2 separate regions of the Mus musculus genome follow, and region 2 is linked to region 1. The links are chromatin loops, found by intact Hi-C in ENCODE. Cell type or tissue: gastrocnemius. All regions are shown on one strand. Each heading gives the region's core, and the rest is flanking DNA. Links, peaks and the distances in the headings are about the cores only. Region 1 has its middle 74 kb from the start of G2e3. Region 2 has its middle 40 kb from the start of Gm34745.

What was found. Peaks named below come from ENCODE experiments on the same cell type or tissue, not always from the same donor. Only the 100,000 strongest peaks of a DNase experiment are listed, where the experiment ranks them.
Region 2: it touches region 1 in a loop (3-fold over the local background); 6 of 42 quality-filtered maps call a loop at or near these places.

What each region holds. Positions count from the first base shown.
Region 1 is chr12:51,271,312-51,276,695 of GRCm38, forward strand. No RefSeq gene overlaps it. Among named protein-coding and RNA genes, the nearest start is that of G2e3, 74 kb to the right of the region's middle. In gastrocnemius, for the core only: a CTCF peak has its summit at 5,083 (motif pointing left); DNase peaks (open chromatin) are centred at 2,367 and 5,098.
Region 2 is chr12:51,194,169-51,199,552 of GRCm38, forward strand. No RefSeq gene overlaps it. Among named protein-coding and RNA genes, the nearest start is that of Gm34745, 40 kb to the left of the region's middle. In gastrocnemius, for the core only: no CTCF peak of the experiment used is centred there; a DNase peak (open chromatin) is centred at 2,388; H3K4me3 peaks cover 332 bases; H3K27ac peaks cover 2,485 bases.

The DNA.
Region 1 (5,384 bases), core at 268-5,267:
CCAGACCCCACACAGCTAAGCTTCCAACTGGTAAAAATGTCTAAGTCTTCTCTTCTTAAAGCAAATAAAAACTGTAGACTTTGTGAGATACAACAATGACTACCCAGCAAGACATGCCCCCTGGTGTATCATGTGACACAAGCGTCATAGAAGTCATCTGGTTAGATTTAAGTCATACTCTAAAAGATAAAACCCATACCTGGCATCATTATTGATTTTTAAAAACTCTCTAGATAAACAGATCATAGACCCAAAGAGAGAACCTACTACTATTCTTATGCTAAATTGACATGGTATTAAACTGACTTCAAATAACTTATTGTTACGCCCATAGAAAATACATCTCTAAGCCCTCATTAAAGAAGCTTTTGTTTGCAATAGACAAAATGTGGTGATAAACACTGAGACCCACAATTGCTCAAAGTACACAGAATAAGAGACTGCAGAACGTTCAGCTCTAAATGAAACATATACACTGAACTCCCCCTCCTGAAACTCAGGGATTGCTGTAGAAGAGAGGGCAGAGTGAATGCAAGAGCCAGAAGTGGTGGATCACTACAAGAAAATACAAATGCAGCAAGGTAGCTGTGTTTATGAACTCACAATGGTTGGGACAGCATGCCCAAGACCTGTGCAGGTCCAAGACAGACCAAATTCTATCTTGGAGAGTTGGACAGGAGAGTTGGGCACAACACCACATACCTAGCTGGAGAGGGATTGTTAATTGTTACCTGCTAGAAGAGGAAGAGTCAGTGTTCTCTAAAAGCATTAACTTTCAGAAATTAACCATGATCTGCTGAAGGCTGATGGGGTGATATAATTAAAAGGGCACAAAGTTTCATGGATAAGGGAAGTGGGGTGGACCTTAGAAGACTTGGAGAGAGGGTGAAAATTATCAAAGTATGTTGTATAAAATTCTCAATGAAGTAATTAAAATATCTTTAAAGACAAAAAAAAATTCCTCCACCCCTGATATCTCATCTCTTTGGACTCATGAGAAAATGACTGGTTCTTCTCTTACCATGTGACACTATTCCTAGGATAACGTAAATAGATGTCTGCTTATCCTCGACAGGGGATTGGCAGCAAATGCTACTAACTCGTTCAACTTGAAAACCAATGTTGGAGCTGGGCGTGGTGGCACACGCCTTTAATCCCAGCACCCAGGAGGCAGAAGCAGGCAGATTTCTGAGTTCGAGGCCAGCCTGGTCTACAAAGTGAGTTCCAGGACAGCCAGGGCTACACAGAGAAACCCTGTCTCAAAAAAAAAAAAAAGAAAGGAAGGAAGGAAGGAAGGAAGGAAGGAAGGAAGAAAACCAGTGTTGGGTTTACTTATAGAAGTATGGGTGAGGGGTTACTTGAGGGACAGAAATTACTAAAAGGGAGCTCCATCACAAAAGCCTATATAGGCATGGATGACAACTCACGTAAGCTGTAACCCTGGAAGTCATTGTACACCGTGAGTTTCTGGAACACCCTGAAGGTAGCACAACAGGTTAGAGGATGCCTCTTCTAGACAAGCACCTCAGCTTGTCTGATCATCTCTCAGCAGTGCTTACTGCTTCTACATACTTGGGGAGGGAAGGGCCTAGTGAATCTGGTCAGTTTCAGGCACTTCCTAATGCTTTGCAGTTGTCTACTCCCTAAGCTTAAAGAGTTTCCCTACAGGATGGAGTGTTTTACTTCCCTTGAGAGCATCCTGTCTATCTATGTAACAGATTCCTAGCAAGATAGAAGGTTGTCTCTTGATTTAAAAGAAGTTGCTATGCCAATGTCCTCCAGAACCCAGGGAGTGTAAAATCACTTCCACCTTGCCACACTTCAACAAAAATCTGTCAAGTTATTCAGAATCTCCCCTGCCATTGGTGTCTCCTCTGGATAATTTTCCCTCCACTAACCCCACCCCCCTCCCTTGGCTATAAATCTCCATTTCTCCATGCTGTATTGGGAATGGAGCCCATGTCTATTCTGAAGTCTCTTCTCACTGCAATATTTCCTGCATATAATATCAATCTGTTTTTACCACATTACTGTCCAGCTCCAGGCTTTTCTTTAATTGTATGTAATTTTGTGATAATAAATTGATAGCGAAAAGAAATAAACATTTGCTTCAACCTGGAAAGTTTTTATTTAAAGTGCTTACATATATTGAAAAATCAGACTGGTGTCTTTAAAGCTCCAAGTTCTCTGTTTATCTGTAAAATGTGTGTATGATCGCCACCAAAAAATTCTACGCTTCCTTTAGATGTGAACCTCTGTCTGCTGCTCTTAAAAGTGAGACAAGGGTTCAGATTCCAGGTCCATTCCGTTCTTGGCTCTGCTGCTCAGACTGCCAATTAGAGCATTTTGCAATAGAGACATCTGTCCACTGGACTGAGACCAGCTCATTTCACCAAGCAGTTGTCAAAAGATACTGACTTTCTGTCGCAACCTGCCTTGGATTCTAGCTCGTGCCCTCTGAGGTTATAGGGCTTCCTCTTCTATCACTAAATCCTTCAAATGGCCAGAAGTTAGGCAAACTCATTTTCAAAACTAACTAATTACAAAATCAAAAAGTCATCCTGTGTCCTTTGGTTTATGGAACTTTTGCTGGTGCTTACATTTATCGTTTACCAAAAAAAAAAAAAAAAAAAAAAAAATCACTTAAGCCCACTTTTATTCTTCGAATCTGTGAGAATTTGAATTGTCTTAAGAGAAATGTATGTATGTAGTAAACGTGGCTTGAATGGATTTCCCTTGAGCTACTGTTATCTGTTAGGCTGGGAGCTAATGATGCCAGCTTCAATTTCCTGAAGGTATCTGCTGAGTACCTGAGAAATGTTCTCTATGCAATATAACTAACTTGTCTTTTCAAGGTAAGAAGTTCTATAAAGAGAAAGGTAACATTTGAAGTTACATTAGTCTGAATGTAGTTTAGATTTTCAGCTACATAGAGTTGCTTTGAAAGATGAAAATAGCTTTATTGTTACATTTTTTGTAGTGGGTGTGTGAGGTGATTAGCTTCCAGGTAAAGATTATGTAACTGTATTGATCGGGGCACCGGGGTCTCGCACTCTTAATGAATCATGCCAACTGGCAAGAAGAGCTATAAAAGTCCACCTGCTTCTCGTCTCTCTCCTGAGCTTACATTTATAAAGGAGAGAAGCCTTGCTCGCAAGTTAGGAGAGACAATGGTGAGAGAGGCTTCAATGCTTCCAGATCATGGGTATAAACAAAACAAGGTGCTGTGTCTGTCCCTTGTGGTATAATTTTAAAATTAATTAGGTGATGATAAAACTATTCAGCTGAAATGATGGCAGAGCCATGAGACACACAACACAAGCGTCTGTCAGAGAAACCTGCCGTTCAGACAAAGCTCCAAACTTTATCAAGCTGAGTGCAGACAGCAGCTAACCACACTCCAGGTTCCGCTTGCCCCTATTTTACCTTTCTAGGATGCAGGTAGGTGTTTAATAAATCCCACTACTCCTTTGGACAGGAGGAAACAAAACAAAATATAAAGGTCTTCTCCTCATTCCGTATACCTGGGCAATTAAAATTTCTTCTTTCACAGCCAATGGCCCCTGTAGCTGAAGCCTGTTAAAAGTACAAAATTTTTAAGATGTGGGGAATATTTGTGCCAGGGACAATGCTTGACCAAACATAATTAGCCGAATTTAGATAAACTCTCAACCTGGCTTTCTTTAACTTGAATAGAAAAACATCACACACTTCATTGAACATGAATGGATTTGAAAATGAACATTTGGATTATCTGTAAGAATATCTTCCCAGAATAATAGGCCCAAGATTTTTCGATATGCAGCCTAGAGTTCTTTGTTGACCCAAAGAATGCATCGGCCTTCTGTTTTCTCTGTCTACTCCTATTTGCTGATTTTTGTTAATATTTATAATAACAGAAATAGTAGGTGAGGGAAAGCAAGAGAATAACAGATCCATTGAAGTCTTTACTCTTTGTTTTTTTTCCAGTGCTTCTCATGAATTTTCTTGGGGATAATTAGAGATAAATGGTATGGTATTATGTTTGCTCAGATAGCAATACAAAAATGCCTATTTCCGTCATTTTCAGTAATAGACTTTCAAGCTATATTTTCCTCAAACTTGATCCTCATTATTCCAGTAATATTTAAGCTATTAATTTCTCCAGAGAGTGCTTTTTGAAAATGGTAAATTATAAGACAAATCCTAAAATTACATTTTCTTTAATTTACAGTATTGTTCAAGCTGTACCGTTAGCATAAATGAATAGTCTGAGCTGCAGTCTGCAATAAAGCCTTGAGCATTAAACAGTTGGCTTGGAGACAGAAACATTAAGAATATGATTGAATTTTTTTTTTACAGAAGATGAAATAACAGCGTGCGCAAAGGCTCATTTATGATAATTCTAACATTTCTGCTACAGTTATAGAAACGTAACAACATTTACCAAAGAGAAAGGAAGAAAAGAAAGAAAGCGAGAGAGGTGAAGGGCTTTACTTTCTAACCGACTGCAACGATATCCACTTTGCCCTTCGTGAAGCGATATTCGCAGTTACATGTGTTCTCCTTCTTTTGAGTTTCAAGTTTACCCTTTGGAAAAAAAATACAAAAGCAGGGCTTTTCAAAACAGAAGTCAGTGAAAGCAAATGTGTTGGTACTTGATGTTTAAAGCGCAGGCATGGTATAAACATGTAGGGGTGGAAATGGAGTCAGTCAAGCTGCTTGCGACTGGGGAAGACAATGGACTCTATAAGGGGCTATAAAACATCAGCATGCTGACTTATTTCATCACGAAGAGATGCTAATTATGCTAATGTACAATATAGAAGTTTGCCCTGAGTTTAAGGGTATATTTATGTCATTTATTTATTATGCTTCATTACACACTAGTTATAGCCGCTTTCCTTTTGGTTTACCTTTTCCAAGGATGGGAATTTTGAAATAAATATAGGGACTACCTTTCTATACGACTCTGAAGACCACTCTCCTTGAAGACATGGACAATCTGGTTGGTGCATTGCTAACAATAACCAGGGCTAGGCAAGAAAAGGAAACGCTTTAAATTCTCCCAGACTAAAATCACTACCGCCATCTAGTGGTAACTGACTGTGAGTCTCCCAAATTCCAGAACACATCAACAATTTTTTTTTAATGCCATTTTGTTTTTTAAATTCGTGCTTATGTCAGAGAGTTGCGCTTTATAGGGAATTTGGCGAATTGTTGTTAGTTTTCTGGAAGACGACACTACAGTCTGAAGAAACGTGGTGTCGTGAGCTGCAGAGTTTCATTCCTAAAGCCAATGGCATTAAAATGACAGGGCTGCCATGTAGGTAGGGCGACTTGACACCCGTGGGCAGAACACTTACTAATCACCACTGAGTGATAAAAGCCCTTCCAGGGTTCAG
Region 2 (5,384 bases), core at 123-5,122, 77 kb before region 1:
AAGTTGACTGTGCCAGCCATTGCAGAGATGTTAGGCCCTTGGTAGTTCATGAGACTGAAAGTCTGAAGATGAGGCATAAACTCCTCTCCAGAGCCACTAGCCCCTGAAGCCACTAAACCACAGCACCCTCACTTACTGCTTTGAAATTCTCTTTCATTGTTTGCATAAAATTTCCTTTTATTAAGTGCGGGATATGAAAAGGTTTTCAAATAATTAGTACAGTTAGTCTAAATGTAAAATAAAAAAAAAAAGCTAAAAGGAAAACTGTGCGCAATTAGGATTTGCATAATTTCTTTAACACTGCTTAAGTTATCTACATTTGCACCTCAAAGTAGGACAGGGTTTTGGGGAAAACAGAATAAACCATGTGCCTGACCTTTGCCGTCCCTCTAAACACCTCGACTCGTTACGGAACCTAAGGGATTACATCCTTGAGCACTTTTTCCCCAGCAAGTTTTTTTTTAATGCCTGCTTATTATATCTCAAATGATCTTTCTAGAAGCAGGGAGGGTGAGGTATGGGTTTGCAGGCGTGAGTCAGTAGATCTTGTGAACCATCTGTCCCCATAGACGTCCCTCACAATGTCACAAATTCATTGCAGAAACAGTCATCTCTTCTCACTTAAAAAAAAAAGTATGGGTACCCATACATAAGATACATTTACATAAATACATACATCACCTACTGCCAATTAGTATGCATTGATGAGCAGGACCCGATAACCCTGATGATAAGTGAAAGCACATTGGTACCAAGTTGTCCCTGGGAAACCCACGGCAATCTCAGCAAGTATTTAACTTGAGAGTGGATGGAGGAGACTCATTACTGGCCTGGCTTGTTGCCTTGTTCCATTAGAAACCTTGATTAAAGAAATTTTAAAAAATAAAACATGGAATGCTAATTAAACTGTTAGACCAATCGTAATAAACAAATAGGTCTAATTTGGGGAGCAAAGAAAGGGGGTAAAACACTCCAGCTCGGCGGTTCCTTTTCTTACACCAGGTTCTCTGATTCCTGCTGTAAGAGTGCCTGTCCCCAAGGCCTGCAGAGCAGCAGGGTTGCTGATTCCAGAATAAAGAGAGAGAGAAAATGTGTCAACTTGGTGAAGCTGCCTACAAGCTGTGGCTTGTAAGACTCCCTGAGATCACGGTCCGTGATTGCAGCCTGTCCTGCTCACGGACTGTCACCTAATATCGCATGTTGTAAGTCGTGAAGAATGTGTTTAAGTATAAATAGTCCTGCCTGGCTGGAGCAAGCAAAACTGTTCCTTCCATTCGGTGTGCACACAGCTTGGAGGCCAGGGTCCTGGGTGTACCAGTTGTATCTCCACATAAAATGAATGTCAGCAGTACCCTAGTGTATAATATTGTCTATTAGACAGTGCATAAAGGCCTGCACTGTGTGTACATACTGTAACCACACAGAAAACATTACCAAATGAACCTGCTTTTAGCCCACTGCCTCATACGGTGGTAATTAAGGAGAACTGCTTTTTGATTTGCAACTATTTGCTGTTCTGCAGGAAAAACATAGCTCAGACCATCTTGTTCCATTTGTTGTTGCCACGCTTAATCTTCTGATTCATGAGGAATTATTACACCCAATACCTATGGGGAATTTAATTGTTTGGCTCCTACTTCTCTGGCAAGTGTAATTATGGAGGAGGAGGATCTATAGATTAACATTTTTTAAAAGCTTCATCCAAGAGAAAAATAAATAAAGGGAGGTGGAGTTTTTTGTAAAACCTGGTATTGAATAACATCCAGGTTTGAAGCAATGCCAGTGCTGAGCTTAAGAGAAAGTGTCAATGCCTAAGTGGGAGGTCAAACCAGGGACACGGAGCCCAGAACTTTGATCCCATGGCCATTAACTTGAAAATCAACACACCCTATATATCCAAAGGGCATTTGCAGATCACTGGGATACATTTTGTACTTCTAGGTAGTTTGAATGAGATGGGAATGAACTTTTAAGTCTATTTCCATTGCTTTTCAAGGACAGAGCTTCATTTTCCCACAACCATAGACTAAGAGAACTAATGATTTAAAAGGCAAGAACGAGCTGCTATTTCTCTCTGTGCCAATAAATGTTCTGCTAGGCAGTCGTGCCCAATAGACAGGAGAACAAGGCTTATAGCAAACACAGTAAGGGCTCACCTTTGTTGCTGCGCAGTCCCAGACTTTCAGCCTCTGAGACAAACGTCACTGACTGTTTCTGGAACTATGGAAGTCCCCATTGCCTGTAGTGGCACACCCGTGGCTCTCAAAGGTTGGTGACTAACCAACCACCCTTACCCCTCAGGGTGGAGAGCTTGCACGTGTGTCACAGCTTTCCCAGAGTCTCACCACAAGATTAAGTTCCAGTTGCCCACGTGGTGCCTGGCCTAATGCCACATTCTTGGTTGGCTACCTTTCCTTCTTTTACTCCCTTCCTGTTGTCCTGCATCTGACTTCTTGTCTTACATGTTCCTTCTAGGGGAGCTCACAGCAACAAGTGGCTGGCCTCAAAGGCCATGTAGCAGATAAAGGATGTGCAATGAGAAAAGGACAAAAGAAGCCAGCTTGGGTGTACAGCAACTCTACCAACTTTGTCTACACGGCCATTCAGATATGCAAGCCAACATACAAATTCCTAAGGCAGGCAGTAGCAACTGTTCCAAAGAAAAGCAAAACAGATCCATCATTTCTCTTGGGCCAGAGTAGTCAGATAACGCAGAGTAGGAAGTCTGAGATTCTCATAGTTGTAGAGGTTAGAAGTGCAAGATCAAGGTGCCATAAGGTGCCATGAGGATTGGCTTCAGGTGAGGCCTCCCTGGATTGTAAGCAGCTATCATCTGAATGTGTTGGCATGCAGCCATATCTCTATAGAGAAAGTCAGAAAGAAAGGAGGCGGGTGCTTCTGGTGCCTCCTCCCTTTTTACAGTGACACTGGGCCTATTGGATTACAGTCTAATGTGGCTTGAAATAACCTCCCGAAGTGCATGTTTTAGATGCTTGGTTCCTAGTTGGTGATGCTATTTTGGGAGGTTTTAGAAATGTAGTAAGATGTCGGCCATTGGAGTACCTGAGAAGAGCATACCTTGTCCCCAGTCTCGTCCTTCTCACTGTTTCTTGTCTATGTGCCATGAGTTACAGAGCCTCCTACACCATAGTTATCAAACATAGGACCTTTAGCACAGTAAGCACACTCCTTTACACTATATTTTGGTAACAGGCATACAACAGCAACTGACAGAGGATCCCGCTGTTATAACCTCACTGAACTTTTTTATCATCTAGTTCTGCATTCAATCTCCACATACAATCACATGAGAGGTAAGAGTTCAGTCTATAACACAGCCTAAGGTGAAGAACAGGAAATATAAACTTAGAGTTGTCATACCAGTTGGAAATTAAGATGGAAAATTACTAAAGTGTCTGATTAGAATAGGTGTGACTATCCAGTAGCTGACTACTGTTTTCATTGTGAAGTTTATTTTACATATTTACTTAATTGCGTAGGGGATAGCTTACACAGGAAGTTAGAGGGCAAGTTGAGTTTTTCTTTCCAACATGTGGGTCCCAAAAATTGACCTTGGGCCATCAGGTTCAGCAGCAAGTACACTAATATACTGGCTCATCTCACCAGCCCTTTCTTTTAATCTGGCAAATGACTCCATTTGTATGAGTCAGAACGTCTTTCCATCATTTTTAGCTGTATGATTTTTCTTTATCGTATTTTGATGCTAGAAGAAGACAATTTTAATCTTTACAGAGATGTTCACAAACAGAAAATACACACAAAACAGTGGTATCAGTCCTCAGAAGAGCACAGAGCCCTTCAAAACTGCCATGCCAAGTACCAATGGCCTTCTGAGAACACTCATCTTTCAGGAGGATAGAAAGTGTGTGTCTCTTTGCCCCTTCTTAGAATTGGGAACAAAACACCCATGGAAGGAGTTACAGAGACAAAGTGTGGAGCTGAGGTGAAAAGATGGACCATCTAGAGAATGCCACACCCGGGGATCCATCCCATAATCAGCCTCCAAATGTTGACACCATTGCATACACTAGCAAGATTTTGCTGAAAGGACCCTGATATAGCTGTCTCTTGTGAGGGTATGCTGGGGCCTAGCAAACACAGAAGTGGATGCTCACAGTCAGCTATTGGATGGATCACAGGGCCCCCAATGGAGGAGCTAGAGAAAGTACCCAAGGAATTAAAGGGATCTGCAACCCTATAGGTGGAACAACAATATGAACTAACCAGTACCCCCAGAGCTCATGTCTCTAGCTGCATATGTATCAGAAGATGGCCTAGTCGGCCATTATTGGGAAGAGAGGCCCCTTGGTCTTGCAAACTTTATATGCCTCAGTACGGGGGAATGCCAGGGCCAAGAAGTGGGAGTGGGTGGGTAGGGGAGTGGGTGGGGGAGGGTATGAGGGACTTTTGGGATAGCATTTGAAATGTAAATGAAGAAAATACCTAATAAAAAAATAAATTAAAAAAAGTGTAACCTACCAAAAAAAAAAAAAAAAAAAAGAAAAAAAGAAAAAAAAAAAGAGAAAGTGTGTGTCCTATTAGTTGCTAAGCTATTTTCAAAGGCCACTTGCTCTTTTCGGAACATGGTTGGCTCTCCCTCAAACACTGCTCAGCATGACCAAATCAGAGAGCTGTATATAGACTACGCATTCCCCCCCCCCACAAAAGACAGTCCATGTCTTCAGCATAATTACATGGTACAAATAATAGAGGTTTTGTTAACTAGCAGCTCTTTTTTTGCAAAGGCTATCAAATATCTGGGGCAGCATAATGCTGTAATTGCATCTACGAACCTGTGTAACATTTAGACAATAGGCTCCAAAGGTCAAGGTACATACTACATATCCACTGTATTCCTCTGATGAGCCTAATGCTTAATGTGATGTGGAAAGAAGCTAAGCATAGAACATACGCTTCCCCATAAGAGATAAATCTCTTTTAATATTAAAAATGCCAAATTATTCTTTATTTTGAATAGAGTTTTTATTAATAGCTTACACATACTTTCAGTTACTGAGATGACAGAAGGATTTGATTCTCTATATACTCTTTTAGTCAGCAATAGGTGGGGGAGAACTCTCAGCTCTGTTTTCCAGACACAAAGATCAAATCTCAGTTAATACTAATCAAATACAGATTGGTCATGCCAATATAAGGATCTGTGATTTGTGAAGAATGATAACCCAGACTCAAATAGACTGCAATAGCAAAGGACGTTTATTCTGCAGAGAACTGCATGCAGGGTCAACAATACACCGGGATGGAAGTCAGAGGGGTGGACTTTGCAAGGTCAATTTTAAGCCTGGTAGGGTAGGAGTGGGTGACTTTCACCCTTCTTTACCTTGATTGATTGGCTCTATCTC